Linked DNA regions of Mus musculus: regions 2, 3, 4, 5, 6 and 7 are each linked to region 1. Evidence: chromatin loops called from intact Hi-C (ENCODE). Cell type or tissue: heart. All regions are shown on one strand.

The links. Hi-C counts contacts between places; a loop is a spot of excess contacts. Peaks named below come from ENCODE experiments on the same cell type or tissue, not always from the same donor. Only the 100,000 strongest peaks of a DNase experiment are listed, where the experiment ranks them.
Region 2: a loop joins it to region 1, with 8 times the contacts of the local background. A loop is called at or near these places in 22 of 42 quality-filtered maps.
Region 3: it touches region 1 in a loop (2.7-fold over the local background); 2 of 42 quality-filtered maps call a loop at or near these places.
Region 4: it touches region 1 in a loop (2.4-fold over the local background); 9 of 42 quality-filtered maps call a loop at or near these places.
Region 5: it touches region 1 in a loop (8-fold over the local background); 26 of 42 quality-filtered maps call a loop at or near these places.
Region 6: a loop joins it to region 1, with 4 times the contacts of the local background. A loop is called at or near these places in 16 of 42 quality-filtered maps.
Region 7: a loop joins it to region 1, with 2.4 times the contacts of the local background. A loop is called at or near these places in 3 of 42 quality-filtered maps.

The regions. Positions count from the first base shown.
Region 1 is chr7:81,152,797-81,156,796 of GRCm38, reverse strand. It overlaps Slc28a1 (solute carrier family 28 (sodium-coupled nucleoside transporter), member 1), which reads right to left. Exons shown (of 18, transcript NM_001004184.3): 11 at 3,272-3,397. Among named protein-coding and RNA genes, the nearest start is that of Slc28a1, 40 kb to the right of the region's middle. In heart, a CTCF peak has its summit at 1,571 (motif pointing right); a DNase peak (open chromatin) is centred at 1,626; H3K27ac peaks cover 489 bases.
Region 2 is chr7:80,855,129-80,859,128 of GRCm38, reverse strand. No RefSeq gene overlaps it. Among named protein-coding and RNA genes, the nearest start is that of Zscan2, 3.8 kb to the left of the region's middle. In heart, a CTCF peak has its summit at 1,739 (motif pointing left); a DNase peak (open chromatin) is centred at 1,768.
Region 3 is chr7:80,898,997-80,902,996 of GRCm38, reverse strand. Wdr73 (WD repeat domain 73) reads left to right here and starts at 1,728. Exons shown (of 8, transcript NM_028026.2): 1 at 1,728-1,812; 2 at 2,286-2,353; 3 at 2,561-2,649. The coding sequence starts at 1,772. It overlaps Nmb (neuromedin B), which reads left to right. Exons shown (of 3, transcript NM_026523.4): 3 at 494-770. The coding sequence ends at 529. In heart, no CTCF peak of the experiment used is centred here; DNase peaks (open chromatin) are centred at 916 and 1,726; H3K4me3 peaks cover 2,051 bases; H3K27ac peaks cover 1,971 bases.
Region 4 is chr7:81,070,972-81,074,971 of GRCm38, reverse strand. The region is part of intron 3 of Alpk3 (alpha-kinase 3); the gene reads right to left. Among named protein-coding and RNA genes, the nearest start is that of Alpk3, 15 kb to the right of the region's middle. In heart, a CTCF peak has its summit at 1,512 (motif pointing left); DNase peaks (open chromatin) are centred at 331 and 2,291; H3K27ac peaks cover 2,580 bases.
Region 5 is chr7:80,883,576-80,887,575 of GRCm38, reverse strand. No RefSeq gene overlaps it. Among named protein-coding and RNA genes, the nearest start is that of Gm32112, 7.8 kb to the left of the region's middle. In heart, a CTCF peak has its summit at 1,686 (motif pointing left); no DNase peak of the experiment used is centred here; H3K4me3 peaks cover 42 bases.
Region 6 is chr7:80,730,043-80,734,042 of GRCm38, reverse strand. It overlaps Iqgap1 (IQ motif containing GTPase activating protein 1), which reads left to right. Exons shown (of 38, transcript NM_016721.2): 26 at 1-57; 27 at 3,661-3,801; 28 at 3,890-3,974. Among named protein-coding and RNA genes, the nearest start is that of Crtc3, 43 kb to the right of the region's middle. In heart, no CTCF peak of the experiment used is centred here; no DNase peak of the experiment used is centred here; H3K27ac peaks cover 425 bases.
Region 7 is chr7:80,991,887-80,995,886 of GRCm38, reverse strand. Zfp592 (zinc finger protein 592) reads right to left here and starts at 2,203. Exons shown (of 10, transcript NM_178707.4): 1 at 2,125-2,203. In heart, CTCF peaks have their summits at 1,985 and 2,621; a DNase peak (open chromatin) is centred at 2,406; H3K4me3 peaks cover 3,958 bases; H3K27ac peaks cover 2,794 bases.

The DNA of each region.
Region 1 (4,000 bases):
TGCAGAATGGTATTTAGTGAGAAAGGAAACAAAGGAGAGATTTCTGGTCTGTTTTGGTTTGGGGGGGTTGTTTGTTTGTTTGTTTTTGTTTTGTTTTTTGTTTTGTTTTTTTGGTTCTTCAAGACGAGGTTTCTCTGTATAGCCTTGGCTGTCCTGGAACTCACTCTGTAGACCAGGCTGTCCTCAAACTCAGAGATCCACCTGCCTCTGCCTCACGAGTGCTGAGATTAAAGGAGTACACCACCACTGCCCACCTTCTGATCTTAATATGGTCACTTTTCAGCACCATGCTAAGTGTTTTCTGACCATTTTCATCTATCCTTTGTGGCCAGGTAAACAGTACGTCTGTTCATTTACAGATATGGAAACTAAGCAACAGAGTCGCTTTGATCCTGAGTACAGGATCTTGCAAATCCTTGTTTCCCTTGAGGGGCAAATCAATAGGAAACATGAGTGACCAACTCCTGAATGTTACCATGACCAGCCTGGGTTCAAGACCTCTGCACTGAGAGACCAGCTTGTTTGGATTTGCAGAGAAAGTTGGTATCTATCCTAGAGCCTTTGGAACAACAGCATAATTGGAAATGTATGTGGAGGTCATAATGAAATGATTCAGTCAAGTGACACTTGGTGCTGTGTGACAAAAGAGAAGACCTAGGCTGGCACTGTCCAATACAAACTCAACAGAGACCATATCTGTAATTTCACTCCTGCTACATTCTTTAGATTCAGTCTTGTGTAGCCCAGGCTAACCTCAACGTTGCTATGCAGTTGATGGTGACCTCAAGTTTGTGGTCCTTCTTCTTTACCTCCCAGGTGATGGGCCTACATAGCATGTAACACCACCCAGAAAAGCACCAACACGGTTACTGTGGCCAGCAGTCACATGTTTAAAAGTGCAAAGAAAGCCAGGCTGGGGGTACCAGTCTGTAACACTGACTATTTGGGAGGCAGAAGCAGGAGGTCACCAGTTCAAGGGCGGTCTAAGTAACTTAGTTAGACATTAAGAAAAAAAGGGGGGACTTAGCTCAGTGGTACAGGGCTTGCCTAGCATTTGGGATTGAGGCCCTGGGTTTGCTCTTGAGCAGTGAAGAAAGAATACTGGACACCTCATCTTAAACTGCCCATGTTTCAAGTACTCAGGAGTTCATGGCTACTGTGTTGGACAGGTCCTGCTACTATCCAAATACCTGCAATAGAAAGGATGTGGCCAAGGGTCAGAGGCTGAGCCACAAAGAGAAATCTGTGGACTGAGGGGACCATTGAGATGGCTCAGTAGGTAAGAGCACTTGTCATAACAAGCCCTGGTTCAATCCCCAGAACCCACGGTGGAGGGAGAGAACTGACTCCCTCCTACCCACACAAGCGTGCCTCTGACACGTGTGCCCCTGTGCTCATACACAAGCAATATAGTAAAAACGCTTTGGAAATAAAGAGACCATGAACTGGGAGTGTGGCTCAATGGCTTGCCTAGCATATATGGGGTCCTGAGTTTAAAAGCCAGCTGTACAAAACAAAGGAAAAGAACCTGGGAGGCTCCTTGGGAAGGCAGTGACAGCTAAGGCCCGGCAGGGGGCAGAAGAGAGCCTCTCTGCAGCCAGGGACAGAAGAAGTAGAGCGGAAGGTCCCTCTGTTAGGTGCTTTCCCAGACCCTGCTATGGCTGCCGCCTGGGGCTTTCCCTCTGTAGATCAGACTGGCCTCAAACTCAGAGATCTGCCAACCTCTGCCTCCCAAGAGCTGGAATCAAAGGTGTGTGCCACCACCTCCTTTGGCTTTATTTTATTTCTTTTAGTGTGGTAAGATACCTCCTTGCCTTTTAAGTCCCAGTTAATGACTAGAGGTGTCTGCAAAGCTCATGTGTCTAGAAAGAACACGGGGTGATTTTTAAAACAGATCACAAGGCCCAGAGCAAAGTTAAGATGTTTAAAGACCTTAAGATATGCAGGTAGCGTGTATATATGTCACTATTAAACCGTTTTACCAACAAAGTTTGGGGTTTCAAATTTCCTATGTTTAGGGTTTTTTTCTTTGATTTTTGAGGCAAAATAGCCTTCAGTTCTACATATAGTTAATGACCAAGGACTTCTGATCTTCCTGCCTATGCCTCCCAAGTGCTAGGATTACAGCTCTTTTTATTTTATTTTTTAAAAGATTTTAAAATTTATTTTTATTATATGTAAGTACACTGTAGCTGTCTTCAGACACCCCAGAAGAGGGCATCAGATCTCATTACAGATGGTTGTAAGCCACCATGTGGTTGCTGGGATTTGAACTTTGGACCTTCAGAAGAGCAGTCAGGTGCTCTTACCCACTGAGCCATCTCACCAGCCCCTGAGCTCTTTTTAAAAAATGAAATTGGGGCTGGAGAGATGACTTAGTGGTAAAGAGCAGTGACTGCTCTTCCAGAGATCCTGAGTTCAATTCCTGGCAACTGCATGGTGGCTCACAACCATCTGTAATGGGATCTGATGCCCTCTTTTGGTGTGTCTGAAGACAGCTACAGTGTATGTAAGATACATAAAATAAATAAATAATTTCAAGAAAAAGTAATATAAATAATATAAATAAATAATTTCAAGAAAAAAAAGAAAAAGAAAAAATGTGTACACATACACACACACAAGTAAATTTTTTCTCTGCCTATGTGAATTTAGGGTCCAATTTGTAATACTGGATTGGCCCATGAGAGGATTATGATATACATCATTTAGGAGGGCAGATCCCCAGGGAAAGCCTATGGAAAACTGAGCATGAAATTTGGAGTCAGATCTGGGTTCAGATCCTGGCTTTAACCATTAATTTATTCTCTGAGCCTCAATTTGCTTATCTATAAAACGGGGATATTAAAGCACCCAGCATAGTGCCTGATACATAATATGAGCTTAGTAAATGGAATTCTGGGAATCTGACCCAGGGGCCATTTGAAAAGTGTAGCCAGCTCTCTTTAAGCTCTGACATTTCTTAGCCCTCCTTTTCTCTCTCCCTTCCCCCTCTCTTCAAGTGGCCATGGCCAGCCTCTCTCTCCTTCTACCTTCTCCCCCCCCCCCCCGCCTTTCTACAATAAAACTCTAAAACCATTAAAAAAAAAAAAAAAAAAAAAAAAGGTCTAACCAAGTAGTTTAGCCCAGCAAGCCTGCCTTGCTCAGGCAAAGCTGGGCTTTGAGACAGAGAGGGGACATCCCATGACTGCTGTGATTAGGAGCTTGTGGGGCTTCCAGAAAGGCAGTTTCAGGGCTTTGGCATAGCCCAGCAGAGAAAAGTTCTACCTACCCCAAAGGAGATGTAGGCGCCCAGGAGGCTGCCAGCAATAGTAGCATAGCCTCCAGTCATGACAACGTGAACTTCAGAGAGTGTCATATCTGCCAGATAGGGCCGGATCAGCAGTGGAGCTTCAGTCTACAAAGAGTCAGAAGGCAAGCAGTGAGCTGCCGCGGTGGCGGCTGGGTGATGGTCACAGGTTTTTTGTTTGTTTGTTTTGTTTTGTTTTGTTTTGTTTTGTTTTGAGACAGGTCATGGTTCTTGATGAAGAATCTCAGAGGAGACAGAGGGTGGGTTTCTAGTCAGCTGAGCCTCTCTGGGCCCCATTGTCCTCCCTCCTCTGTGATAGGACCTGCATACCACCACCCTACCCTACCCGTGTGTGTTGACACTTACCGTGCTCCTCACACCCAGGCACCTCCCCCTCTGTGCTTACAACCTAAGACAGAAAGGACTCTTATTTTCCAGGGAAGCAAACAGAGGCCTGGGAAGGGATGCAAGCCCGATCTGCACAAAGGGGCTGAGCCTTCACTGGGCATTTGCTTTGGGGCTTGTGTAGAAGTCTGGGCTACTCTTTATCTAATCCAGCTATGGAGCCCTAGCATTCTTGGTACTGCTTTGCAGGACGGGGAGATGGGCGTATGATGGTTAATCTTCATGTTCAACGTGACTGGGCTTAGAATCATGGTGGAAATACGCTCCATAGTGCATCTGTAAGGGTGTGGTCAGAGAGGTGTAACT
Region 2 (4,000 bases), 300 kb after region 1:
CGCACGCGCGCACACACACACACAAACATACACACAGCAAAATAAATTCATTTCTTCTGACTTAAAATGATATTTGGCTTTAAATTTTTTATTTTATTTTATTTTATTTTATTTTATTTTATTTTATGTGCACTGGTTTGAGGGTGTAGGATCTCCTGACTGGAGTTATAAAAGTTGTGAACTACCATGTGGGTGCGGGAGGTTGTACCAGGGTCCTCTGAAAGAGCAGCCAATGCTCTTAACCACCAAGCCATCTCTTCAGCCCCACATCTGGGTTTTGGTTTTTTTTTTAAGGTTCATTTTATTTTTTAATTTTTTAAGAAAAGACTTATATATTTTATTTATAAGTACATTATAGCTGTCTTCAGACACACCAGAAGAGGGCATCAGATCCCATTAAAGATGGTTGTAAGCCACCATGTGGTTGCTGGGACTTGAACTCAGGACCTCTGGAAGAGCAGTCAGTGCTCTTAACTGCTGAGCTCTCTCTCCATCACGGTTTATTTTATTTTTAATTATGTGTTTCTGTGTGGGTATTTGCATTTGAATTTGGATGCCCACAGAGGCCAGAGGTATTGGATCCTCTGGAACTGGAATTAGAGAAGGTTATTAACTGCCCAACGTGAGTGCTAAGAGTCAAACTTTGCTCCTCTGCAAGAGTAAGTGTGTGCTCTTAATCACCGAGCCACCTCTCCAGCCCCAAATCTGAATTTTTATCCAGTCAATTTCGTTCATCCTGTCTTTTTATAGATTCTGAATTGGATTTCCACATCACCCCCAAAAACGTTTGTTTTCTGTTTTATAAAAAAGAAAGAAAGGCCAAGGATATGTTTGGAGGTGGTGTGGTATGATGAGGTGAGGGGGTGCCTCTGTGGGCCCATGCTCAGGCACAGGACGAGGTATAGTATAAACTAGAGTTCATTTAGGGCATGGGGAGGGGAGTTAGGGGGTAATAGAGGCAGAGAAAGGCAGAGAGAGAGAGAGAGAGAGAGAGAGAGAGAGAGAGAGGCTGACCATTAACCCGTGGAGAGATGTGGGGAGGGGAATGGGGAGAGAAGGGGCAGAAAGGGAGGAGAGTTAGAGAGTAAAAGAGTAAGAGAGAAGCCGGGCGCGTGGTGGCGCACACCTTTATTCCCAGCACTCAGAAGGCAGAGGCAAACGGATTTCTGAGTTCGAGGCGAACCTGGTCTACAAAGTGAGTTCCAGGACAGCCAGAGCTATACAGAGAAACCCTGTCTCAAAAAAAAAAAAAAAAAAAAAAAAAAAAAAAGAGTAAGAGAAGACAGGCAAGCAGTCCCTTCTATAGTGAGTCAGGCATACCTAGCTGTTGCCAGGTAACCATGGTGTGGAGCCTAGAAGAAACTGTAACAGTTTGAATGCACCATTTCTTCACTAATTAACCTCATTTATCAAAACACAAAAGAAGGGCTGGAGAGGTGACTCCAAAGTTAAGAGTACTTGTCTGTAACTCCAGTCTCAGGGCATACAAGGACATTTTGAACTCAGCGGGTACCAGGCACACACACAGTGCTCTCACATGCAGGCAAGCAAAATAATCATACACATAAAATAATAAAAATAAATTTTAAAAAAGGAGATACTTAACTAAAAAAGATGCTCAAGAAGTATGTAGAGGTTTGTTACTAGGTATAAGAGTGAACCTTAGCATCAATAGCTGCTCACTGATTAATTCAGTAGTCCTAAACTGACCACATGCGAACAGTGCCACCTCCAGGCCAACCTAGGAACTCTACGCTAAGTTCCTGGATGTAATTGCCAGCTGCCGCCATGGCTCCTGCCATCAGTATGCCTGGAGAGGAGAGCTAAAAGAACATTGCCGCAGCGAAAGCCTTTCATCCCAGCACTTGGGAGGCAGAGGCAGGCAGATTTCTGAGTCCGAGGCCAGCATGATCTACAGAGTGAGTTCCAGGACAGCCAGGGCTATACAGAGAAACCCCAAAGAATATTGCCAGTGGAGTGACCTTATATCAACAGAGAAATGTCCCTTTGTGCGCCCAGCCTCACCACCAGTGGAAATTTCCACAAGGGAAGGATTTGATGGGTCAGTGGAGTGCACCTCTGGAACTTTCCAGAAGTCCAAAAATCCTTTTATTTTTGTTCCCATCCCAAACCAACTGCTGACCATAAGAACTGGAATTAGTTCGTCACCGAAGTGCCCTACAGCCAGTCTTCACAATTCTGTGACTCAAGCTCAGGGACGCTGGCTTTGGCCTAGGTCATCCATCCCAGTTGAAACAAAAAATAAGTCACATGTGAGACCAACTCAGGGCCTAACGGTACTGTTGAGGAGGGGCTTGCTGCCACAGCTAATCTCTGAGACCACCATGGGACAGAAAGGCTGAGGCAGGTTAGGCAGCCAGGGGGAATTATGGGTAATAGGAAGGAAATCCACCAAGGACTCTGGTTCAAGTTTCTAACCAGCTGAAAGTCAAGACTTCCAACACAATTTCATTTGCTTAAGGCTTCGTCTCCTTTCCCAGCTGTAAACCTATAAATTTCTAGGGATATTCTATTGATTTCATTTCTTATTCATTTACCTTCTTGCATGTATGCTTGTACACATGCATTCAAGGCACAAAGCAAATGGAGAAGTCAGAGGACAATTTGCAGGAGTTGGATCTCTTCTTTTGCCATGAATCCCATCCCTGGCTGAGACATCCAACTCACTGGTCCCCAGTGTTCTAAGAATCTGACAAGAAACCTCTTTGGCAATAGAAGAGATATCCTAAAACCTTTGTGCAATCCTAACAGATTGAGTTTTTCAGATTATACTCCCATCCAAGACACTTTCAGATCCTATAACTCACTTGTCAAAAACAGAGAGAGGGAGGGGCTGGCCATGGTGGTGCACGCCTCTAATCTCAACACTTTGGAGGCAGAGGCATGTGGATCTCTGTGAGCTCAAAGGCAGACTGGTCTACATAGTGAGTCCCAGGTCAGCCAGGGTTACACACAGTAAGATACTATCCATAAACAAAGCAAATAAAAAATATGTGCATATATATGTATATATATATAGAGAGAAGAGGGGGACTGGAGAGATGGCTCAGTGGTTAGAGCACTGCTGCTCTTGCAGAAGACCCAGGTTCAGTTACCAGCCCTGCCCTGGGGGATCACAAGTTTCTGATTCTAGTTTCAGGAGACCTAGCACCCTCCTCTAGGTTCCAAAGGCACTGGGCATGCATGTGGCAGTACACATTCATACACACTAAATTAAAAAATAAGCCAGGCAGTGCCCCAATTAAATGTTTTCCTTTATAAGACTTTCTGTGGTCATGGTGTCTCTTCACAGCACTAAAGCCCTAACAATGACAATGGTCATATGGGTTTTCTGTTTGTTTGTTTGTTTCTTGCTTGCTTGCTTGCATGTTCTTACTTGTGGTTTCACTTGTGCACATTAAGTATGACAGAGAGGAGGTTTGGTTCCTTAGGCCCTTTCTTCTTTGGGGGAAGCTGGCTTTTCTCTTAGTTGTTCTGTGCTGACCAGGGCTTCTCTGTGACTGGGGGCTAGGCTCTACTCCAGCCCCTTCCTGGCAGGAGAACAGATCTGCAACCTCTGGCTGGTTCCCATGCCCTATTCTGAATTTCTCTATTCAAAGACATTTGTGGGAAGGCACAAGGGTGCTCTAGGCTGGACAAAATGACTCAGAGGCAGTCCCAGTGTGGGGTGGTCCTTGGCAAGACATAGAGGCATGAGTGACACCAGGGACAGCTTATGTCTCAGAAGGATTTATCTCCATAATCTGCAATGTTCTCTAAGGTTTTATAAAACTAATTATAAAGATAGGATTGAAATAAGAGGAAGGAAAATTTAACACACACAGAGGGAGAGAGGACACACACACACACACACACACACACACACACACAGAGGCTGTTTAGTTTATAAGAAAAAAAATGTGTCCCTAAAATAGCTGGCTATTGGAAAGAAAAAAAAAAAAATCCTGTAACCTTCAGCAAAAATAATGAACTTGTCACA
Region 3 (4,000 bases), 250 kb after region 1:
CATCCCTGGAACCCCTGATGCAAAAGCGAGAAGCTTGGGCTAGCTGAGTCCAGAGAGAAAGAGAGAGAGAGAGAGAGAGAGAGAGAGAGAGAGAGAGAGAGAGAGAGAGAGAGAGAGAGCGCATCACCTCTAGGGACATTATTTGGAAGACCTGAAATACCACGACCAACCAGAGAATCTCATAGAAAGCAATACTGCCATGGCCAGTGGCAGGGAGTGAGGTCTGCAGCAGAGCATGGGGGGTAGGGCATGTTGCTGACACTTCTCCAATGCCTTGGGCTTGGTTTCTGTGATGTCCTTTAGTTGTCATGACTACCCTGTGAAGTTGGGGCTATATTCTGGGAAAACCAATCCCCCTGACTCCTCAGGTCTTCCAGGGAGAAAGGTTCTCACTGAGAGGCTCAGCTGAGAGCCTGCAGCTGCCCTCCTGGGTACACTCAGCATTTCCCTGATTTGTGGACTCCAGAGTCAAGTCTTCCCTTCTTGCCTTCAGTACAGGAGGCTGCTGGAGCCACTACTGCAGAAGTGATGCCAATAATGGAACAAACCGGATGCTGGGCTTAGAATGTGTCCATCCAGGGAAGCTGACAATGGAACCCTAGCAGTGGCCTCCTCTGGATGTAAATCCTAAGCTCAAATGTGTTAATCTGTTACTGTGATTTCTGGTTGGGTCACCAGGAATGTTAATGATGCAGACACAAAGTCTTTCCTGCTGTATTTCTTGCTTCCCTGGTGAAGTGGTGAATAAAAATACTGCTCTTTACACAGAATGTCTGGGCCTCTCCTTCCACCCACATTTGAGGAAAGAGGGAAGGGTTCTGGAGGGTGGCATGTTCAGAGAGCTAGGGTGGTCTTAGAAAAGCCCCATCACCCCCCACCATGGCACCAGCCAGCCAGCTCTCAGCAGTCAGGTGTTGTGTTGGCTGCACTGATCCAGCCACGAGTGAGTTCTGCTACCAAAAGCTTCTTCCCCTGCAGTGGGGGGCTACCTACACTATGCTGCACTCGCCCCACCTTTGATCCCCATGGCAAACTTTAGTGCACTACCTGGTGCATACGGGAGAGAGCCACACTAGAATCCAGCCCTGCTGTGTTCTTTTTCTTCTCCGAATGTAGGGTCCTCCATACATGTTGCCAAAGTTATCGAATAAAAATTAAGTTGGAATGTCAGATACTTTGTTGATCGTGTCCTGTGTAACAGTAGACTGGCCTCGAACTCTCTATGCAGCAGATGATGACCTAAAACTTCTGATCAGTCATGCGCCACCGCGCTGGGTTTTTTGTCTATTTTTACGGGGTACTGAAAAGCTAACTCCGTGCATGCCGGGCAAGCACTCTAGCAGCTGAGCTACATCCCCAGTTAAACAAGATTCCTTTCATTTTAAAAAATAAAAAAGTCCTTAAGTATCCTTTACGGACAATACACGCAAACTTAAATTAACTGTTCACTTGAAGTGCCAATTAAGTCTGTATTGTACCTGCTTTGGGACACTGACAGCTCTTTGGCTGCACATTCTTGATCCTAAATATACATTAGGGGTATATTTGATGTCTCCGATCCTGCTTGTAGCTGACATCGATGGATCTGGTTTTTTTGCGTCGTTTTCACCCGGACTCTGCACACAGAACAGAAGAAACATCAACAGGGCTTCGCGCAGCGCTGAGCGCTTCCGCCCCAGCCAGCGGAAGACCACGCCCTCTCCTCGCGAGAGCGCGCGCCTGCCCAGGAAGTCTGGCTGGCGGAAGTGGAGCGACGGAAGCCACAGTTGCTATGGAGCTCGCTGAGGACTGGCTCGTGGAGTCTTTGCGATTGTAAATTGGCCCGTGGGCGGGTCTGATGGGCAATGGGAGAGGGCGCGTGCGGTTGTGGGCTCGTGGGCAGTGCCCAGGCACGGACCGATGGAGGTCCTGACCCCCGGCCTCTAGCTCTGGGACTCTGGGTCCTTTGTAAGCAAGTAATGTGACCAGATCCGCGCATGTGAGGGCTGATAAGGCACACATGGCCGGTTACCCTGGGCCGGATTCTAGGTTAACTTGAACACAGGTTTCTCCTGATTGTTCACCTCAACTTGGGGAAATCAACTTTATGGGAGTTCCGCAGGTGAGGAACCAAGGCTTGGTTCCTTATGGCCAGCCCGGTCTCATACACCAGGGAGGAAAATGCAGAAGAAAAGATTCAGCCCCATGTTTACCTAACTCCAGAGCCTGGTTCCACCAGTCCTTCAGCGATCTCCCAGTTCTTGGTTAGCTGTGCGTCGCGTGATTTTTGTAACCCTATCCTGCAGGTACCAAGACTTCCATGCATTTGACCTCTCAGGAGCCACTCGAGTCCTTGAGTGGATTGGTGAAAAAGGTAATATATCTTGCCTGCTACTAAACGAGATGCGTTTCTGCCTCATGGGCTGAATTTTAAAGTCTGAGCCGCTAGGGAGACCCATTCAACTTCCATCCCCTGACACAAGGCTACTCAGAGAATGGGGAAGGTATTGGGAGAATTTATAAATCCAGCCACGATCCACGATATTTCTAACTCTTTGTCATAGTTACTGTTTTATTTCAGGAGTCTTTGTTGCTGGTTATGAAAGTTTGAAAAAAAATGAGATTCTTCATTTGATACTACCTCTCAGGCTCTCTGTACAGGAAAACCAGGTAACTTAAATAGAGAAGCTGATTATCTGTGTCAATTTATTATGCATTTCTGGAGTGCCTGTTACTCTGCCTGACAAGTACCTGGGGCTGCCACAGAAGGAGGGGGGGGGGGCGGGCGGCGGCGTGTGCAAACCTTTAATCCAGGCACTTGGGAGGCAGAGGCAGGTGAATCTCTGTGAGTTTGGGGCCAGCTTGGTCTACAGAACGAGTTCCAGGACATCCAAGGTTACACAGAGAAACCCTGTCTCAAAAAAAAAGAAAAACAAAACCAAAGTCTAGAACAAGGCCCCTGTGCATGGGGATGAATGCCAAGGACAAGCAGGTGGTCGCAGGAGAGCTGCTACAGGCAAAGAGCAGTCTTACTTTATCAGAAATAGACGTGGGCTGGAGAGATGGTTCGGGGGCTCAGAGCACTCTGCGCTTCCAGAGGATCTGCGTTTGACTCCTGGCACCCACATTGCAGTTCACAACTTGCTGTAACTCCTTTCCAGGGCATCCAGCATTTGCAGGCAGGCAAAACATCCGCATACATAAAATAAATTTTAAAAATGTAGAGCCTTGAGAAGTAGTCAGTGGTGCAGTGCTCACAGAGCATCTTAGTCCCTCACAGACAAGAGATGAGGGAGCCATGTGGATGAGTAAGGTCGCCTGGGATGAGGGAGCAGGATCTGAGGCGGCAGGGCAGAGCCTTGGGGAGCACATTTAAATGATGCGGAGAAAGAATAGTCTTTGAAATAGGGGGAGAGAATGTGTGAGTGTAGCTAGTGGCTGCTCCTAGCCAGCCAGGGTTACACAGAACTTGTCTCAAAAAAAATAAAAAAAAAAAAAAGAAGAAAGAGAGAGAGAGGAAGGAAGACAGACAGACAGATGTGCCAGGCAGTGGTGGCGCACGCCTTTAATCCCAGCACTTGGGAGGCAGAGGCAGGCGGATTTCTGAGTTCGAGGCCAGCCTGGTCTAGAGAGTGAGTTCCAGGATAGCCAAGGCTACAGAGAAACCCTGTCTCAAAAAACCAAAAAAAAGAAAGAAAAAAAAAAGAAAGAAAACAGATGTTCTTAATAGAGTGAACACTTGTTACATGGTTGTTTTGTCTTTATTGCTAGAAAGACCCACCTTGCTTGTAGTGGGAGGGTGAGTGGGTTGGTGGTAGTAATCTTTGCATTCTTGGGTTAAGCTGTTTGTCTTCTGTGTCTTCCTCTAGGAAGGTGTAAACTGTTTTTGCCCCATAATCCAAGGGCTAGGACAGACTAGAAAAAGGCTTGGGGATAGGCAGGAGGGAAAAAAGAAGCTGACCACGTACGTAGATATTTACACGAGTAGATGAGCCCTGCCGAGGTCCAGCCGAGTGACTTT
Region 4 (4,000 bases), 82 kb after region 1:
TATCGCCTGCACCAGTGCCTGCATAGCGGTTCCTCCATAACCCCCTGTCAGAGGAGCAAGCAAAGGAGTAAGGAACAGGAAACAAACCCACGGGAGCCCCATCCGAGGCATATGAGGAAGGGCAAAGGGCAAGCAAGGGAAGTCGAACATCAGCGGGGAGCAGGGGAGGCAGGGCTACAGCCGGCTGGGCCAGGAACAAACTGGGCTGTGCTGGCTGTAAACTGAGCCCTGTGTTTCCACTGTGCGCTAAAGCCCTGGGTTACATCACTGTGCGTGTGGCTAGGGCAAGCACAGGTGCTCTCACCATCTTGTGGGATGATCTCACCCACCAGGGCCTTGGAGTCTTCTGCCTCATGACCTGCCCGGGAGGGACATCCTCAGCCTGCAGTCCAAGAGAGGCTGGAGTGGGGCAAAGGCCTGGGACAAGGAGGGGAACAGGGAGTGGCCTACACAGCTGAGCCTGAGCCACAGGAACACCCCATAATTCTGCCAATAATGGGGATCAGGGCTTCATAGCAAGAGTGGCTTTGAAGCTGGGCGGTGGTGGTGCACGCCTTTAATTCCAGCACTTGGGAGGCAGAGGCAGGCTGATTTCTGAGTTCAAGGACAGCCTGGTCTACAAAGTGAGTTCCAGGACAGCCAGGGCTGCACAGAGAAACCCTGTCTTGAAAAACAAAACAAAACAAAACAAAACAAAACAAAACAAAACAAATGGCTTTGAAAACAAGATTATTTGTAACGTGCTGGTTACTTCCTGGGTGATGGTTACTATGTTATATAAATACACAAAAGCTCAAGAGGATTATGTCCTTAACTCAGCTCCACACATACTTCCATGCATGGTACACATATGCAAACACACACGCAAACAGAGGGAGAGGGAGAGGGAGAGGGAGAGGGAGAGGGAGAGGGAGAGGGAGAGGGAGAGGGAGAGGGAGAGGGAGAGGGAGAGGGAGAGGGAAAGGGAGGGAGAGGGAGGGAGGGAGGGAGGGGAAAAGAGAGAGAGAGAGAGAGAATGAACTCTGGGAGAGTTCAAAATAGAACCTGAGCCTGTAGCTTTCCCCTGCCCCTTCACAGCCTATGGTCTGCTGCACAGCTAGCAGGCTCACCTAGGGAACCCAACTTGGACACCCACTGTCTTTTCCAGTCACTCCTAATTTAAAGAAACTCAGAGTCAGACAAATAGGAGTTTAGAGTTTTAAGAGAACTAACTGTCAGATATGGAATTTTCCCTGGTTCCTCTGAACTCAAATTGCTCACATTTATTGAGGAAGACTTAACTGTGTGCCAGAAGCCAAGAGACAGTCCTCACGCATGTCCCATCTACTCTCAGATCAGAATGCTCCTAAGGATGTAGTCACAATCCCCAGTACAAGACATCGAGACCCACACCCAAGGTTTAGAGCTCTTGCTGCACTTGCAGAAGCCTGGAGTTCAGTTCCCAGACCCCACGCAGTCCTGCAAAACCACCTGAAACTCCAGTTCCAGAGACTCTGGCGCCCTCTTCAGGCCTCCTAGGGCGCTGCTACACACATGCTATACATAATATTCTGGAGCATACATGCATTAAAACAGTTAAAGGCTTTTTTAAGTAAGGGAAATGAAAAGGAAATTAAGGCTCATGAGTTAAGACTTCTACAAAAGTCACCAGTGAGGAAGCAGAAGGGCCCAGACTCCAATCCCTCTCTGCTATGCAGTGAGCGCTGTGATTCCTGCTTCACACAGGAGAAAAGCAAGCCCCACCGGAGCTAAGGGAATTACTACCCAGGGCTACATGGCTGTCAAATGACATAGAAACTTCCCTTCTCTAGCATTCTTCCCAATGAGGACTCTAGGGCCAGTGTATAACATTTTGCACCTAAAAGTCCTCATATTAGACTTATTTGCCCAAAATAGGATTCTTTCTCTTTTCTTTCTTTCTTTCATTCAATAAATGTGGTTCTTATCACAGATTAGGTCCCTGGCTTCAACCTACCTACCTCTGATGTTTTCTTCTTCTGCCTTAGCATGTGAATAAGCACATACGTGCACATACACACCCCAATACAGAATGCACCCCAGAACTGAAGAGAGTAGATGGGGAGGCCACCACACTGGGCAGAGATGAGCAGTCTCAGACAGTAACATTCCAGCCTAAAGAGGCCTGCAGGAGCCAGGAGTCAGATGGCCCAGCCACTGTCTGTCCCCACAGTGAGTGAAAGAATGCTGTAGGTCTTGTGTTCCTGCTCCAGGTCCGCAGGGGTTTCCCTCCCAGAACAGCCAGTTCCCTGTTCTCCTGCTACAGCTAAATCTTCCTCCCCGAGACAAAGTTCCAACCATAAGGAAAACATCATCTTCGCCTGGCAAGGTCCCAGAGTCGGGGCTGACACATCCTACCTCTGTTGGGGGAGGGAATGCTTCTCCCAGGGAGGAAGAACAACTGCCTCCGCTAAGACAAGCAGAGACAGCAGCAGCCTTACACAAAGGCCAGTCTCAGCCACTGATCAGCCAAGAACACCTCTAGACTGAGATCGAATGTCTAACGCTGTCTCCCCAGTTCCTGGCACCCTCCTGTTTCCCTTCCCCCTTTCCCACAACCCACTCTTGGTGATACCATGGTGACCTCTTTCTAATCTGCTACAGAAAACTGAATGAACTCAGATCTGGGATCCATGTGGGATGAGGAGGGAACAACAGCGACTGGAGATGTGGATATTGTGGCTGCCCAGAGCCCTGACAACTGCACAGACTCAATTGGTAGGTGCGCCTCAGTAGGAGACCATGGCTGGGCATCATGAGATACAGGGATAAGACAAAGAAACAAACAAACAACAACAACAACGTTGCTCCTGAAGTCCATGACATGGATTTGCTGGTGAAGGTGCTTCCTACCCAAGCCTGCAACCCAAGTCCCATCCCTGGGACCCACATGATGGAAGGACAGAACCAACTCCCAAATCATTCTCTGACATTCACACTATGGCATGTGGCACAAACACACACACATACATACATTTAAAAATAGTTATTCCTTTGGGCTCAGGGTTTTAAAACACTTGCTGTGTGAGCCTAATGACCTGAGCTCAAACCCTAGCATCCAGGATGGAAGGCGAGAACTGACTCCTGAAAGTTGTCCTCTGACCGCCACACATGTGCTTCAGTATGTCTGCCCCCATGCTCACATACATATCACACACATACATGTACTGCCTGGTTTTATGTGCCAACTTGACACAAGCTGGAGTTATCACAGAGAAAGAAACCTCCCTTGAGGAAATGCCTCCATGAGACCCAGATGTAAGGCATTTTCTCAATTAGTGATCAAAGTGTGAGTGGTGCCATCCCTGGGCTGGTAGGCGTGGGTTTTATAAGAAAGCAAGCTGAGCAAGCCAGGGGAAGCAAGCCAGTAAGTAACATCCCTCCATGGCCTCTGCATCAACTCCTACCTCCAAGTTCCTGCCCTGTGTGAGTTCCTGTCCTGACTTCCTTTGGTGATGAACAACAATGTGGAAGTGTAAGCTGAGTAAATCCTTTCCTCCCCAACTTGCTTCTTGGTCATGATGTTTTGTGCAGGAATAGAAACCATGACTAAGATAATACACATACACACACACATACCATATATACCATACACACATATCATACACACATGCACACATACATACACATGCACACACATATCATACACACATCATGCCACATACATGCATGCACACATACATACCATACACACAGATACACACACATAGCACAGTACACATATCACACACACACCACAGTACACACATATCACACACACTAAGAATAATAATTCCTCAATTGCTTCTTTGGGTTGAGCTTGAGGCGGAAAAGACTCCCATGGGGAGATTGAGAGCATTCAATAAAACGTCCCAAGATTCTGTACACCAAACTGGAGTCTGGCAAGTCCACACTGATTCTGAGAAACCATGGCGCCCCATGCCTGCTTTCCCTGAGGCTCCTCATACAGGTCCCCACAGCAGATACTGCCACTGCCCCACCC
Region 5 (4,000 bases), 270 kb after region 1:
CCAGCTCTTTAGAAAGTGTGTGTGTGTGTGTGTGTGTGTGTGTGTGTGTGTGTGTGTGCGCGCGCGCACGTGCAGTCACATGTGAATTGCCTTGTCATAGGGCACATAAGGAGGTCAGAGGGCACCGAGGTAGCAGTCCTCACCTTCTGCCTTACCTGAGACAGGCGTTCTCTGTTCTTTTCTCACTGTGTACACCTGGCTCCGTGGCCCAGTGTTTTACCCACTGAGCCATCTCCCCAGCCCTAAATTCTTAAACTCAAAGAACTTCTGGAATACTCAAGCAACAAAGCCCAACAAAATGGTGTTTTCAACAGACAAGTTTCATCTGCGAGGGCTCTTCCTGCTCTGTGTCCGTGCTGTTATTAGAAAGAGACAAGAAGGCATGATGGTGCACGCCTTTAATCCCAACACTTGGGAGGCAGAGGCAGGCAGATTTCTGAGTTTGAGGCCAGCCTGGTCTACAGAATGAATTCCAGGACAGCCAGAGTTACACAGAGAAACCCTGTCTCAAACAAACAAACAAACAAACAGAAACAGACAAGAAGACACCTTTGCTATGGAGTAAAGAAAACCCCTTCGAATAAATAGTCTTTGTGAGCCACCCTGCTCTTGTAGTTGGTGGAGAGCTTGGTTGCGCTGTATTTCAGGATAGGAGGTAAATATTTCCCCAGAACCTATCCCCCTGACTAGCAACTCAGGGTCCCTAATTCTGCCCTTGGGGCTGTGTCTCTTACTGTTCCAAGCACTCTGGAGAGGAGAGCTTACCCCGATCTTCTCCGCTACCCAAAGGTTGGGACCCAGCCTCTGGGTCCCTGAAGTCTCCTCTGACCCTTTGTTTCCATACCATTCACCCTTTGGTGCTGCTCCCTAGGAGTCCCCTGTGGCAGAGAAGGCTTCCTAGCACCTCTAAAGCATCAAAGATGTCAGCAAGCACCCAGGAAGACTCATCGGGAGGGTCTTAGCCTCAAAGGTGCTTGCTTCTGGCTTCGCAGCAGTTGGGCTGCAGGCTTTTGAATCAGTAGTGATGCTGTTCCCGGGTCCATGGTGCTAAAACTTGTAGCAAGCCCGCTCTAGCCCAGTTCCCTCTGCAGTTCTGATGGCAGGTGGGGCTTTTCTTGGATATAAGGCTCACTGAAATGTCCCAGAACCCCTTGGTTTCTGCAGCCCTTGTGTGTTCCTTCTCCCTTCTGATTCTCCCAGCCCTGGCACTCCTCCCGATTCAAGGCTGTGCGGCTTTTTCTATGCCAGTGTTACACACAAGCCAGTCGTTTAGAAAGAGAGAACTTCAACTGAGGAAAATGCCCCCACCAGACTGGCCTGTGGGCAAGCCTGTAGGCATTTTTTAGTTGATGATAGAAACCATAAGGCAAAAAAGGCCTTGGCTGTTCTCAACTGATACCAGACCAGGCTCTGCCCTTAACCAGCTGCTGGTAACTCTCCCTGACAGATGTGATGTAGCCCTTACCTTTAATTCCAGTACTTGGGAGGCAGAGGCCAGCCAAGTATAGAGAGAGTTTCAGGACAGCCAGAGCTACACACAGAAAATAATAATAATAATAATAATAAATTATGGTCTGGAGAGATGTCTCAGAGGTTAAGAGCACTGGCTGCTCTTCCAGAGGTCCTGAGTTCAATTCCCAGCAACCACATGGTGGCTCCGTATAATGAGATCTGGTGCCCTCTTCTGGCCTGCAGACATACATGCAGGCAGAATGCTCTATACATAGTAAATAAATCTTTAAAAAGAAAAAAAAAAAAAAAGGTAATTCATCCAGTGGGACTCAGGGGCCACAGTGCTCAGGTCTTCCCTGCTGCAGAGGAGAGAGTGGTAGACCTGTGATTAGCATAAATCAGGACCTCTGCTCAAGAAACAGGGGCTGGAGAGATAGTTCAGCACTGTTGCTCTTAAGGAGCACGAGGGGTCGATTGCCAGCACCCACATGGTGGTTCACAACCATGCTTAATACCTCCAGTTCCAAAGATCCTGACACTCTCTTCAGGCATCTTTGTCCACTAAGGCATGCACAGCCTGTAAGCAAAACACATGTGCACTTTTTTAAAAAATATTTTTAAAATATTTTTTAAAGAAAGTAGCGTGGGTAGGAAGGGAAGGGAAAGATCCTCTTCACTGCTGAATGGTATTTGACTTTCTGTTTCTTTTGAAGTAGGACTGAGGAAAGGAATGAATTTTTAAATCTTAACATAGAAATGTTTAAGGATTGGAGAGATAGATCAGCAGTGAACACTGTGTGCTGTCCTGGAACTCACTCTGTAGACCAGGCTGGCCTCGAACTCAGAAATCCGCCAGCCTCTGCCTCCCAAGTGCTGGGATTAAAGGCGTGCACCACCACTGCCCGGCTAGTCTAGTCTTGGCTCCCTGCAGAGACCAGCCCTCAGAACATCTAAAGCTGTACACTCTCCAGTCAGTCTGCTTGAGGACACCAAGCTTCCGCTATCCAGACTGTAGGATAAGCAAATTCATTTGAAAGGAGCAGCAAAGTGCAGCACAGCTCGGGTGGCCCAGGGCGTGTTTCACTCCTCCACATCAAGAAGCCAGAAAGATGAGTGAGTTCAGAGGCAGGCTCTGCCCTTCAAGCTTTGGCAAGTCTCATGCCAGAGCCACAGCCTCCTGTCTGGATCCTGTCTTGATGCTGCTATCTGCCAGATCTGGACCTCCTGGGGAAGGACCATTTGGAACTGTTCTGAAGGAAGCAACTGTAGTATCGTCTCTTTAGAATTCTTTGGTTTTAGCCACTAGCATCATTGGTTTAGCACAGCATCTGCTGGAGTGTGTGGGCCTGGAAGGATCCTGATGCCTCTTGCTACTGCAACCCTGTGAATTCCATTAGATCACAGGGTCAGAGGCAAGGGCCCTGCTGTCTGCCCTGCTAACTGCCTGGTGCCCATGCAGTGTGGCAATCTCTGGAGAAACGGCTCCAGAAGGCTGCTAAAAGGAGCTTGAAGCTGTGTTTGCCTTGCAATTCACTATTCACTCAGGGTTGAGAAAACCCAAGTTACCCATGTGGCACAATGCGGCAGAGGGTAGGTTCACGCAGCTCATACATGTGAGCCAATAACCAGCCAATCCTCCCTCACTGTTCAAATAACTATGGGGTCTTAAAATAAAGTCTGGTCTGAGTCTGAGCTCTTACAGGGCAGCAGTATTTGGAGGGGTTTGAGGTTCCTCCAGTCCCCACCACAGCAGGTCACTGTTCTTAAGCTCCCCCAAGAGACGACTTCAAACTGGTCATGGCAATACAGCATGCACAAAGAATTCAATTTTAGCAAGGAAGAATTAGAGCCAAGCAGCAATGGTCTCAATCTTGATAGGCACAGGGCTTAAATTTCTCCTCCCTTCTCTGTAATCCCTCTCCTATGCCTTCCACCAGGGTAAGAACGTCCAAAACAAAACAAACAACAACAACAAAAACATTCTTTTTTCCTTTTCTTTTCTTTTTCTTTTCTCATTTTTCTTTTCTCTTTCTTTTTTTTTTTTCATGTCTTTAAGGTGTTTATTGTAGAAAGGCAGAGGGAGGGAGAAGAGTAGGGAAGTAGAGGTGGGCCACGGCCACATTGGAGGTGGGGGGGGAGAAGAGCAAGGGAGCAAGAGAGTAAGAGAACAAGAGCTTTTTTGATACTATTATTTTGTATGGACATTTTGTCTGCATGTGAATACGTGTGTGTGTGTGTGTGTGTGTGTGTGTGTGTGTGTGTGTGTGTATGCCTAGTGCCATGAGTCACCTGGAACTGGAGTCACAGATAATCTGTTTTGAAGCAACCATATTGGTACTGAGAACTGAACCCAGGTCTAGGGGAGCAGCCAGTGTTACCAACACTGAGCGATTTCTCTGCCCACTGCCCCCTCCCCCCCCCCCATTCTTTTTGGAAGCCTATTTTACCCAGAACTTAGTCAAGAAAATGAATAAGATGGGAGAATGTAGGGCTAAAGAGATGGCTCAGAGTGGTTAATGGCAGTTGCTGCTCTTGCAGAGGACCAAAG
Region 6 (4,000 bases), 420 kb after region 1:
TGTGGATATTTACAAGTCTTGGGTTAATCAGATGGAGTCGCAGACAGGAGAGGCGAGGTTGGTGCTCACAGCCCCTTTCTTTTGTGTTTGCTGTTTTCGTATCTGTTTAAAAAAAGCAGTTCCTTCTGATTTGCAAAGTAATGATTGTTCAAAGGACGTTTCCTGTCAGGCATGATGGCCCATGTCCACAGTCTCAGCACTTGGGTTCTAGAGGCAGAAAGGTCAGTCTTAGCTACACAGTGAGTTCCAGGCCAGCATAGACTACAAAGAAATACACATGCGCGCGCGCACACACACACACACACACACACACACACACACACACACACACTTTCCCTTTGAGAACTATGCTGTAAGTCGTCAAATTGATAATTCCCCTGTTTAGCAAATGCATGTAGGATCAAACCTAACAGTGAACGAGGCATGGATAGCAGAGCGCAGTGGGTAAGGCTCTTCTTCCTGTGTGATTCTGGAGAAGTGAATTTCCTCTCAAGTCCATGTGAACATGGAGAGAACCAGCCCCACGTGTGCTTTGTGCCTCACACCTCTCCCCATCACCATCGTCATCACCACCATCATCATCGTGAATGAAACAGACTTCTCCCCTTACCCATTCATAGCTTACTAGGGAACAGAGACAACAAACAGGTAAATAAAAGTTACAACCAAGGAAAGGTTTTTAAAACTTTCTGTAAGGTATCTACCCGAGTACAGGAGAGCGCTAATGCTGGCAGGCATTAGGGAGAACCGTCTGCAGAGGTGGGACTTCTTTTAGCTGGACCTAGAGGATGAGAAGGTAAGTGCTAGGTGCGGAGTGTGCGTGACTGACCGCCCTGCCAGCTGGCTGAGGGCCTAACAACCGGAAAGGATCTGGCTGTAACTGAAGCAGTTGAACAGCGAGGGGCCCTTGGCCCCGTGCAAGAGGGAAGGGCGTGAGGGTGAGTGGTGATCTCTGCCTGGGTAAAGCTAAGCCAAATGAATGTCTTAGTTATGGGAGAAGAACCTGCCAGGGTAAACTCTGTCCACCGCAGACAGACACAGAGCAAAGGCTTGTCCATCACATCTGGGCAAAGCTGAGAAAAGCAAGTGCAGAGAGCTGAGCCGCTGCTTTTACTCAGGTGGGGGAGGACCAGAGACAAGATGTGCGCAGCTGGGATGGGTTAAATGGCATCGAGCTCACTGGTGCTGGGTGGGGTAGCTCTTCACACCACTTGCCATTTGACCTGCAAGCCTGGCATGGTGGCGCATGTGTGCAAAGCCAGCCCTGTGGAGGATGAGGCAGATAGACTCAGAGTTAGCTGCAGAGTGAGACAACCAAACCATACCAAGCCAAAAATGTGTCACCGCAGGTGAGCCACAAAGCCTTGTGTGGCATTAAGGCACGCCATTGAGTTCAGTGTTCTGTCAGTCTGTCATTGGGATTCTGATCTTTTTCTGGGCATCATGAAACTTTTCTCATGCTGGGAATTGAACCACTCAGCTAAGCTCTAAGCTCTCCCGACTGCCTCTCCTCGCTCTGCCTTTGTCTGTCTGGGAAGCTGGGCTTGTCACCCAGGCCATTCTTAGATAGCAGCCTCATGAACACAGCTCAGGGTCACTAAGTTATTTTCTTAGATGATCAATGAGTCAGTTGGTCATTTACAAATCAGAATCCTACTGGCCAGTTCAGGATTTTTTTTCCTTCTTGTTGCCTGTAAGAAACTAGTGTTTCCTGATTTCCATAAAATGGAAATTGAATGCTTTTTCAGTACCAGTGCCTATGAGGTGTGTGAAGCCACCAGCATGTAAGCATCATGGCTCCCAGCCTTTCCCATCTACTTAGCCTCCCAACACAGTGCTTTATTGTAAATTACAAATGCCGTCCTGGAACTCAGTCAGTGTGCTATGACAATCATGCCCTGCCTGCTTATCTCGGCTTGCCATAGTGACCAAACCCAACCTGCCACTCACTGGTAGTTGAAGCAGATGAAATTTAATCTATCAGAATTCTTGAAATAGAAATCACTGGGCTCAATCAAGATGCCAGCAAAGAACATCTATCCGTTCCTTGGCTTCTTCAATTTCTGGTGGCCTTTGGCCCTGACTGACCTGTGGCCATGTGATTGTAATCTCTGCCTCCCTGGTTGCCTCTCCTCCCTTCTGCATACTAACTCTCCCTCTGTCCCTCTTATTAGGTCACCTGGTTTATATTTAGGGAGCACTTGGATTATACAATAATCATTACTCCTTTGTTAACCTTGAGAATACCAGAAGCCTTCTCCCTGTATTTGTCTTCTTTCAGCTCCTTGTCTCTATTTCCTTCCTGTTAAGTATAGGCCCATGTTGTAGCACATCTGTCATTCTTATGCCAGTCTCAGCCAGTCTGTCTGTCTGTCTGTCTGTCTGTCTGTCTCTCTTTCTCCTTTCCTTTTAGACAAGTCTTTATCCTAGGCTGGCCTTAAATACCCTATGTAGCTGAAGCTGACTTTGAACTCCCGATCCCTTCACCCCCACCTCCCAGGCATGAACTGTAGAGCCTGATTTATGTGCTGTTGGGATTAAACCCAGGGCTCAGTGTGTGCTAGACCGACAGTCTGTCCACTGGCCCATACCCCAGCCTCGTCTGAAGCCCAGTGCTTCAGTTCTGCGTCTGGCTGTCTCCCCTGACATCCAAAGGTGCCACGTCATTGGCTATGCTGTGTCTCCAGTGCCTGTGGGTGTGCCTGGTCTGCATGGCTGCACCCTCGTCTCTGTTCATACTCATCGTTTCTGGGTCAAGCTGGGACGCTGCTTTCCCACGTCTCTCATCTGTGTCTGTCTGTCCATCTTTAATTTATTTTTTACGATGAGCCTGAGTGGTCTTTCTCAGTGTATGTCTGTATGTCTTTGTGTGTGTGTGTATGACTGTGTTGGGGTGGGGGGTGGGGAGTAAGTGAGCCCATGGAGGTCAGAGGATAACTTTGTGAAGTTGGTTCTCTGTCTACGTTTCTGTGGGTTCTGGGCATGAAACTCGGGTCTCCAGGCTCCATAGCAACACCTTTACCTGTGAGGCATCTCCGTGCCCCAGAACTTTTACCTTTCAGTGGCTACTTGCGGCTTCTGAGCAAGTCCAGACTTAGTGCATATAGGATCCTCCAGGGCCTGATCCGTGTTAGCTTTTTCACTCCCTTTTCTCTTCCTTCTGTTCCTCCTTTGTATGTAACACTGCACGTACCCCCAGAAGACCCTTCTCCTCTGCTCTCTTGTCCTTGGGGTCGGGCGCCTTCCTTCCTTTCTCCGGGCTGAGAAGAGGCTCTTTCTCTGACCTGCAGCAGTTCTGATCAGCTCACTGTTTATAAGCATTGCTAGGGGTTAACCTGGGGTCATGGGTATGCCAGGCAAGTGCTATATCACTGAGCTAACCTCTAGCCCATATAGTATGTTGATGATTACCTACCTGCTCATAGCCTCTGCTGCTGTGAGAGACTCAGGAGAAGGTATGATGGCTCCCCTACATTTTGTTGCTAAGTGCTTATCAGGGTGTGACACATGATACAAGACATCCAGATCACAGCTTGTGCAGAGGAGCCTAAGTTAGCTAAGCTTCCTGGATCCTTCTATTTATAAACAAGACAAGCTCCTGCCTCGAACTATTCCTGGGGGTCGATCTAACATTGCTGGGGGTCATTTCTGTTTTCTCAGCAAACTGCCCTATGATGTGACTCCTGAACAAGCCTTGTCTCATGAAGAAGTGAAGACGAGGTTAGACAACTCCATCAGGAACATGAGGGCCGTGACAGACAAGTTCCTCTCAGCCATCGTCAGCTCTGTGGACAAAATCCCGTGAGTGCCATCAGTTGTGACTCCAAATAAAGCCTGGCTGGTGGCATACTCTGTGGCCTGACCTCACTCCATTTTGTCCATCCCACAGTTATGGGATGCGCTTCATTGCCAAAGTCCTGAAGGATTCCCTGCACGAGAAGTTCCCTGACGCTGGTGAGGACGAGCTGCTGAAGGTAAGACTCTGAGAGCTACCGGGTGC
Region 7 (4,000 bases), 160 kb after region 1:
TGAGTGCTGCTCCCCACATGGTTAACGCTTAAGCCTTCTTTGGGTCATATGGTGCTTCTTCAGGGAAGGCTTCCCTGAGCCCCCAATTCAAATTATTCTCTTTCCTCATCTTTTTCCCCCTTGAACTCATCAGAGTTTATAAATTTGATGTTGCCATTTCCTTCAGAGTATTGTTCTAAAAACTACTCTGGGGCTAGGACTCAGAGGAGAGGCAGAGTCTGTGCTTAGCAAGACTCTTACTAAGGCTGGACTGATTTCCCCCACTGCAAAAACAAACCACCAACCTGCAGCACACACACACACACACACACACACAGAGAGAGAGAGAGAGAGAGAGAGAGAGAGAGAGAGCTGGCTCACACATAGAGCCCTTCTTAGGGCCTCTGCCATTGTAATATTAACTAAATCCTCACTGAGCCTAAGAGTGATGGTTATCCCAGCATTCAAGAGGCTGAGGCAGGAAGATCTAGATAGGCCAGTCAGGAAGACATAGTTAAACTGTATATACAAAGAATAAAACAAAAAACTGCCACCTCCCTTTGCCTCAGATTCAACTCTCTTTCTTTTCCTCTTCCCTGTTAGTATCTGGTTCTTTGTAACACACTCCGTGTTTACTAGACCCTGTCCTTACTGTCTTCCCACATGTTAGAAGGAAAGCTGTACAAGGACAGTTAGTTTTCATTGCTCGCCACATGGAAAACATGTATTTGTTGACAAATATTTTCTTATTTCTGGACTTTGTCTCTAGGTCAAGATCTCCCACACTAAAGTGGAGGTATCTTTCTGGTTGACACAGTATCTCCAAAACCTAGTTCTGTCATGGCGCATACTACAAATACTCAGAAAAAAAAATGTTTTCAGTTAGGCATGGTTGCCTGAAGTCCCAACTACGGGGGAGGTTTAAGACCGGAGCTTGGTGGCCAACCTGGTTAAAAGTGGAGATGGGGGGAGGGGTAATGAACCAAAGCCATCTTCAGTGGAGCTGTAGAAATGGTCCAAAAAAAAAAAAAAAAAAAAAAAAGCACCAGGCTCCTTTCTCTTTCCCACTGTAATGTACCTGTCAGTTTAGCAAATAGACTTCTGAAGTCCCACTCAGCACCCATCAGGCCAAGCACATTGTGTGCTCAGCCGGTGTACACCTGACACAATCACACTCTAGCTCCTACACGAGCACAGGCCACGGGCAAACCCTGGTCCAAACCCATTTTACCCACCCGAATCCCACTCTCCTAAAGCAGAAACTATCTAGGCTTGTCCTGGCTACAAAGCATGCTCCCTGGGTGGGCCTGTAGGTTGTTTCAACCCTGGACTTTTAATGTCACCTCTGGTCTGCTCGTAAAAATAGTTAAAAAAAAAAAAAAATACCTGACCACCTCCAATAATCTTAGGTTCTCAAGAGCAGGCATACCTAAGGTCATACGGACCCCTCCCCCTCACAAAAGCTGCTTCAAGGCCAGGAGGCCATCTGTCCAGCAGACGCTCTCCTGTCCTCCCCCTCCCCGGGTCACACGGAGCCTTTCCCCACTAGCCCCTCGGTTGGCAGGAAGAGACCCCGCAGAGAAATCAGTTCAAGCCTGATCAACAGGCCTGGTCACCCCCCCCTAAGCACCCCAACTCTGGAGGAGGAAGACTTGTCTGCCCCGGGAGAAGGAACCCCCGGGGTCAGAACTTGGGCGAGGCTGAGGGGGAGACTGAGGGGCGCCGAGGAGGGCCGATGTTCTAAGTGTCTGCCCAGTGACGGCGCCAGGTCCTCGCGCGGCGGGGACCGTGGAGCTGACAGGGCGTCCCAGCCTGGTGAAGTGCACCGTTATCCCTGCCTGGGCCGGGGGCTCGGCGGGCGGCCGCCTGTCGCGCGCGGGACGACAGCGGAGTGCCCGGGCCGCCCCGATCGGCGGGCGGCGGCGGCGGAAGGGGTCCGGGCCGGGGGCGGGGTAGGGTGGTGGCCAGGGCCCGCCTGGCGGCGATCGGGGGAAGTGGCTGCCGCCTGGGGCGGCGGGCAGGGTCCACCAGGCTGCAGGGCCGGGCCGCGGCGCGGGCAGAGCCCGCTCCTCTCAGACTCCCCTGCCCGAGCTGGAGCGGCCCGGATGGTGGCCTCGCCCCGTCCAGGCGGCGGGGGGCGCTTACCTGGCGGCGGCGGCGGCGGCGGCAGCGACAGGCCCCGGGCTCGGCCGCGCGCGTCCCCAGCGCCGGCTGCGGGAGCCACAACATGGCGACGGCGGTGGCGGGCGGGGCTGCGGCTCCGGGGGCGGAGCGGGGGCGGGAGCCGGGCTGGCGGCGGGACCTGGCTGAGGCCGCGGGTGGGAAGGGCGGGCGGAAGGCGACTCGGGCCTGGGCACCGGCCAGGGCGGTGCGGCTATAGAGCTGCCCCGGCCCGGCCCGGCCCGGCCTGGCCTGGCCCGGCCCCGCGCCTTCCGCCTCCCTCCCGCCTCAGGCTGGTGCGACCCTGGCTACGCTGACTCCGGGGAGGGGCGGGGCGAGGACGGCGCAGGCAGGACCGGGACTCCGACCTGGGCTGGCTCCCGCCGCCCTTGGCGCGGCCTCTCCCGGCCACCTGGGCCCGGGAAGCTCGGACGCGCCTCTGAGGCCTCGGTGCGGCCCAGGCCGCCTGCCGGAGGGACGCGTTGTACCTTCGCGGCTATGGGCCGACCGGACGCCGAGCGCCTCAAGAGCTCGGAAGAAGTCGTCTTCGCGGAGAGCTGGGCGAGTCGGGCCTAGGCAGCACTGCTAAGTGAAAGGAAGCAGGAGGGCAGTGGGCCTGGGCACTCAGGTGCGCCTTAAATGGCTACTCGTCGCAGGATGGAAGGACATGCTTGCGGGCGCGGGGCGCTCAGACGTGTTACCTCTGGGGGAGCCAAGGGACGCTCGGAGAGTGGAATGGAGGTGGAGGGGTTGGGGTGGAGGGAGCTGATAACCTCTCAGGGTGGACTGGCAATTCGCAGGCTCACCAGGGAGGCTGTGACTCCAGGGCAAGAACTCGGAGAGGCGGCCGACAAAAAAATTACCAAGTTGACCCGCAGGACTTTCCAAGAACCTGGAGTCCCTTGGGGACGCGATAGTAAGGCAGCAGGGTCGGACGGTGGGAACTGGCAGGCCAGTTCTGGTGCCAGGCAGGATTGCTAAGCATGAGCAAATTCCTCCCGAAGAAACCAGGAAAAAGCCCACACTTGGCAAAAGGGCCAGAGCTGACATTCAGCTGAGTCTGCTGTGTGCCAGGACCCGACAGAACCCAACACCTGCATGAGGAGTGCGGTAGTGATGAAGGAGTGAAGGCAGTTACGAGAAATTATTCTTTCCAGAAGTTTGGCAGGGAGAGGAAGGGAAAACTAGCCTCCATCTTAAGAAGGAGTAAAAAGAAAGGTTTGTTTCATTTGTTCCAGTTTGAGAGAGAGCGAGAGCTCAAGGAGCCAAAGACAGAGTCATTTATAGTTTATATCCCAGAAAGATGGGAAATGGGGAAGAGGAAGTCCAAGGAAAAGGCGTGTTGTCCAACAAGATTCGAAAGATGAATAAAGATAGAAATATTTGTCCCGTGCGGTAGTGCATGTGTGTAATCCCAGCTCTTGGGAGAATGAGGCAAGATGATTTTGAGTTCAAGAGCAGCTGGGGTTACACATTGAAAGACCGCCTTAAAAGCCAAGAAAGAAAGGATCTTGTTTATTTGAGGCAGGTTTTCTCTATGTGTAGCTCTGGCTGTCCTAGGACTTGCTCTGTAGACCAAATTACCTTCCAACTCCAGAGACCCACTACCTCTGCTTTGTGGCGCTGGGATAGAAGGTATGCACCACTATGCCTGGCAGGACTTTTTATTTATTGTAAGTTAGGGAGGCATGCAATTTTCCACAGATGAGCTACCAGGATAATCCTAGATGGTATCCATAAACAGCTAAATTCTCTGTCTTTAATCTCTGGCTACAGTTGGTTCAAAACCCCATACTATGGTGGCATGAATCCCTGTAATCTCGGCATTCTACTCCTGAAGGTGGGATAATCAGGATTTTAA